Linked DNA regions of Homo sapiens: region 2 is linked to region 1. A link is a loop called in an ENCODE intact Hi-C map of the cell type or tissue named here. Cell type or tissue: CD14-positive monocyte. All regions are shown on one strand.

Region 1 (2,500 bases):
TTTTGAATTTGCCTATGACCTGAAAGCACCCCCTTCCAGTTGTCCCACCTTTCTGGACTGAGCCAATATACATCTTATATTGATTGATGTCTTTTTTTTTTCTTTTTTTTTTTTTATTACACTTTAAGTTTTAGTGATTGATGTCTTTTGCCTCCCTAACTGTATAAAACAAAGTTGTAGCCTGTCCACTTTGGGCATATGTTCTCAGGATCTCCTGAGGGCTGTGTCATGGGCCACGGTCACTCATACTTGGCTCGGAATAAATCTCTGCAAATATTTTACAGAGTTTACCTGTTTAGGTCATCAATTAAAAAGTGGCAAATATATTCTGGTTGTAATTTTTCCATAAAAAGAGATACAGTGATTTGGGTCTTTTGCTTGTTTTTGTTTTTTCTTTCTTTGCGGGGGGGACGGCATTGGGGAGATAGAAGATTATGGAGCACCAAAAATGGTTGTGTGTTACATGAAGGGAACAAGATGTTGGAATATCTGTTTGAATGGAATGGAATATTCAGGATAAAGTGCAGCAGGTCATGAAGATAATGCAATAAGACATAGGTATTTTGTGCCTCCCACATTAGTATAGGGCCTGAGGGAAATGCAAAGCTGGAGAACTGGGCTCAATCCTCAACAGAGCTTCAGGTCCAGAGAGAAGAGCCACATAAGAGACTGACATGGTGGGTGGGAGGGAGGGAAGAGTGATAAGAGTTAAACAGAATTAACCTGTCTCTAGGTCCTAAATAGGATTGAATTGTGAAAGCTCTACTCCAGGTTCACTGCAGATATTGGAAGTAAGACAGCATTTATATACTTAGCTCTGTGGGTGCATGCTATCTTCATGCCAAAAAGTTGCTAGAATTATCTGACAAAGGAAAGAACCTGTGTAGCTGTATGTTTTGCTCAGGTGGTGGGCAGAAGTATGCAACTGAAGCTGAATTCTGTCTCTCTCCATGTATTTGTCCCTGTTTATTTGGGGACAGGTGCATTTTACTTTTAAATTGCATGTAGTAAAGTCTTATCTTCTAAATTAAAGAGATATGCCTGTCCATGTGTTAGGCTACCAATAAATAAATTGGTTGAGGGAAGGAAGTTGGAAGAGAGAAAAGTGGAAAGAAAGGAAGGAGGTAAGGAAGAGAAGGAATGAGGGAAGGAAAGAGGGAGGAAAGAAATGAAGACCTCCCTGTATGTGTGTGTGCTTCTGTGCACTATCACATGGATTTACTACAAGCAATGGCATCTGAGGTTATGGAGGAAGTGAAATCTGTGGGGGACTCTGAGGCTTTGGGCTGTGGCAGGAAAGCAGGAAGTCTTCTTTGGTGCCAGATCTCTTTGGACGTTTGCGGTGGGGAGGAATGTGACTGTTCTTCCTCCGCAAGTGAGGGTAACAAATGTGACCATGATGATGGCATAGCAACTCTGTTGCTTGCCAGTCAGCTCACGGTCCCTTGTAAGGCAGATTACCTCTAAAGAGCTGCCAAATTTCCTTTCGCTGGGCGCATCAATACAACAAACGCCAGAGAACCCTGTGCCACCTTCATTTACTGTCTGCATTGGGACTACTTGCTTTATCTCCCTCCAGCAGCGAGTCCTCCCTCCTCTGTTCCTATATTTGATGCGATCAGCCTTATGTTCCATGGTCGTATTTTTTCAAAGGGAGAGAGGGTGGATCTCTACATCGTGCGATTCTCAGGAGGGATTGTGGTTGCTCTCATTTAGGGAGTGCCCTTTGTGCTGGGCTGTGGCTTGCAAATGTGTGCATTATAAGGTGCCCGGAACTTGGATGGGTATAGTGAATATTAAATGTAAAGAGTCTAGGTATATACTGGGCCTTGATCAATATTTATGGAATTCAAAATGTTTAAATACTTAACTATTTGCTTTTCTTTGTTATTATTAGTATTATTATTAGTAGTAGTATTACCACGCCTGGCTAATTTTTGTATTTTCAGTAGAGATGGGGTTTCACCATGTTGGCCAGGCTGGTCTCGAACTCCTGACCTCGTGATCCACCTGCTTCAGCCTCCAAAAGTGCTGGGATTACAGGCTTGAGCCACCATGCCCCGCCTCTTTGTTCTTAATTCTGTTTTCATTTGTTCTCTAGCCAAGACCCCAAGTCTATAATGATCAAGAGGGTTGTTTTATTTTTGACAAGTGGAAACCCACATGTTTCTGAAAAGTGGAGTGGTGGTGGTGGTGGTGGTGGTAGCATAATCTGGAAGACCCCTAAAGAAGGCAGTGCTACCTGCCATATTTGACTTGGGGGTCAGAGCGAGAGTCTGAGTTGGAGAGTTGGGAAGCTAGAAAAATGAAGGACTAAAGTAAGAGATATTCCTTATTTCTCCTTTTCCTTTTCCACATATCTTGAGAAAGAGAAAGGTTTTTAGTTCAGCAGAAAATGGGAGATGCTGGGGCAGAGATAAAAATGCTCCCCAAACATGGCAGGGACTTCCTTGTATTTCTCGTTCTCCTTGTAGTTAGGTTGAGCTAAAGGAGATGCTAC
Region 2 (2,500 bases), 80 kb after region 1:
CTGGCTCATAGGTGATTATCTCCTGGATCTGGAAAGGAAGGAAGGAAAAGAAAGGAGTAAGGGGATTCTCTATAGAATGTGGATTTTTCCCACAAGAGACTTTGCAGGGCAATTTCAAGGCATGGCAAGGAAATGTATTTGGGGGTAAAACATTTTGATTTTCTTCCTTGTTATGCCAGAGTCAGATTGGAAAGTAAGTCACCATATACAGGGTTAAAATAAAACCCATCTGATGAGCATTTATGGTCTCCAGACCCCTTAGATAGGAATTTGGCCAAGATTAAAACAAACAAATACACACACACAAAAACAGAGCTTAGTCCTCACTATGCAGGTGAAATCTCACAGATAGTAGCCCTCAGAGAGAATAGGTAAATGTTTCTTTCAGACCTTTAAAGGTATCAGACTCTCAGTTAATCTTTCCTAGATCTGCAAGGGAGGACCTCAGGAAAAGCCTGTTGCATCAATGCAGATTCTCTAGAGACACAAATCTCCCCACAAAAGACAGCTTTGCAGCACTGCTTCTGTTTGCAGATCCTCTAACAGCCATCTCAAAGTATGTCAAAGGAGTATATTTTTGGGTGAAATAGTTTTGTTTTCTTCAGGTATTAGTATTCAGCTTTTAAGAGGTGAAAGAGAGAATGGAGAATTATGGAGTGTTTTATTTTTTTTTTAATGGGCAAGATTTGGAAGTGGCTTCCAAATCATAGAATGTCATTCATTCTTTGTCCCCGTTGCCACAGCTTAGTCCTGTAGCCAAATCAAACTGCAGGAGAGATTGGGAAATTTAGCATACCTGTATGCTTAGGAGGAAAGGGAAACAGATTTGGTAAGTTGCTGTGTTCCTTTACATATGTGGTATGTGTATCTGTGTTTTTTATAGAGAATGTCATCCTAAAATAATCAAAAACATCAGAGTGTAGTTGAAAGAGAGTTTATTCAAGCACAGTGCTTGAGGATGTACCCACCAGCAAGCACAGATTCCAAAGAATGGAAGTCAGTGTTCCAAAGTATAAAAGTTTCAGATCATTTATACAGATAAAGTTCAGGGAAGTTTAGCAGAATTTCAACACCTTTCTATGGAAGGCTTAATGCATAGTTACAATGATCTGATTAGTTGAGGTGTTTTTTTTCTTTCTGGAAAGATATCTCTAACATTCCACACTGAAGATGTAACCCTCAGGGGGTCTGTTTTGAGGATGCAATCTGGTCTGAGTTAGGTACAGAACAATAGAGGAAGCAGTTAATCTAGAATAAATATCAGTGATTGGAAGGAGGAAGTCTGTTCTCTGGTCTTTCTTAGTCATTTACAGAACCAGAACAATGAGGAAGACGGTTAAGCTGTAATCTAAGAAGCAGAATTGCAAAACATGCTACATGACTCAGATCACAGTAGCAGCTCTCTCAAAGTTTAAGGAGTTTGCAGTGTTCTAACAGATTTTAAATTTTATTCATTTTCACAAAAATATCAAAATGTTTTCCAAAGTTGTGGTGCCATTTTATACACTGCACAACAGTTTCCCAATATTTAATATTGTCAATACTTTTAATCTTGGCTTTTCTGGTGGATATGTAGTGGAGCTTGTTGTGATTTACTTTGAATGTTTGTGATTATTAGTGGTATTTAGCCTTTTTATATGTCATCTGGATATTATATATTCTCTTTTGTGAGGTGCCTATTCAAGCCTTTGCTTGTTTTTCAATTGTAACTGCCTGAGAGGTTCTTTCTGCCTGCTGCACAAAGAAAGACCATGGCATTGCAGTAAAGAAAGTTTAATAGACCTGAGACTGGCCACACCACGTGGGACATGGAAGTAGTACTCAAATCAATCTCCTCCAAGCTCATAGTTAAGAGGATTTTTTCAAAGCCAGTTTAGGGAAAGGGTGGCAGTGGCCAGGTAATGGATGCTTGCTGATGATTGGTTGGGTTGGAGGTGAAATCATATGGGTTGAAGCTGTCCTTGTAAACACCCAAGGGGTTCACCTTGCCTGCTGCCTAGACAAAGTGCCAATTCATCAAGACAGGACTTGCAATAGAGAAAGAGTAATTCATGCAGAGCAGGCTGTATGGGAGACTGGAGTTTTATTATTACTCAAATCAGTCTCACAAGATAATTTCTTATCTTGTGGCTAATGTTAGTCCTACAAAGGCAATCTTGTCCCCCAGCAAGAAGGTCTGCTTTGGGAAAGGGCTGTCTGTGTTTTAAACTATAAACTAAGTTTCTCCCAAAGTTAGTTTCAGAAATTCTCCTTGTTGTATCTGAAAATATGCCATTCCAGTGAAAGCCTTGAATAGGCAGTGTCTCCAATTGTGTCCTGCTACAAAGAAAAACAGATTCTTATTGAACTCATGAAAATAACAATATTGCCATGAAATAATAATGTTCTTGAATAGCTTCTAAATTCTGGAGAAATCAGGTAGAGAGAAAGGTAAATGTCTCAATTTGCTCACGAAAGTTTACTTTACCTATTGCTATAAGCCATGAAGAGCTCAAAAGAA

Evidence for each region. Hi-C counts contacts between places; a loop is a spot of excess contacts. Peaks named below come from ENCODE experiments on the same cell type or tissue, not always from the same donor. Only the 100,000 strongest peaks of a DNase experiment are listed, where the experiment ranks them.
Region 2: a loop joins it to region 1, with 4 times the contacts of the local background. A loop is called at or near these places in 3 of 110 quality-filtered maps.

Annotation. Positions count from the first base shown.
Region 1 is chr7:143,204,954-143,207,453 of GRCh38, reverse strand. LOC124901764 (a long non-coding RNA gene) reads left to right here and starts at 740. Exons shown (of 2, transcript XR_007060567.1): 1 at 740-2,500. In CD14-positive monocyte, no CTCF peak of the experiment used is centred here; a DNase peak (open chromatin) is centred at 1,323; H3K4me3 peaks cover 1,039 bases; H3K27ac peaks cover 929 bases.
Region 2 is chr7:143,125,069-143,127,568 of GRCh38, reverse strand. No RefSeq gene overlaps it. Among named protein-coding and RNA genes, the nearest start is that of PIP, 5.8 kb to the left of the region's middle. RefSeq lists a silencer at 1,267-1,467. In CD14-positive monocyte, no CTCF peak of the experiment used is centred here; a DNase peak (open chromatin) is centred at 1,338; H3K4me3 peaks cover 1,519 bases; H3K27ac peaks cover 1,614 bases.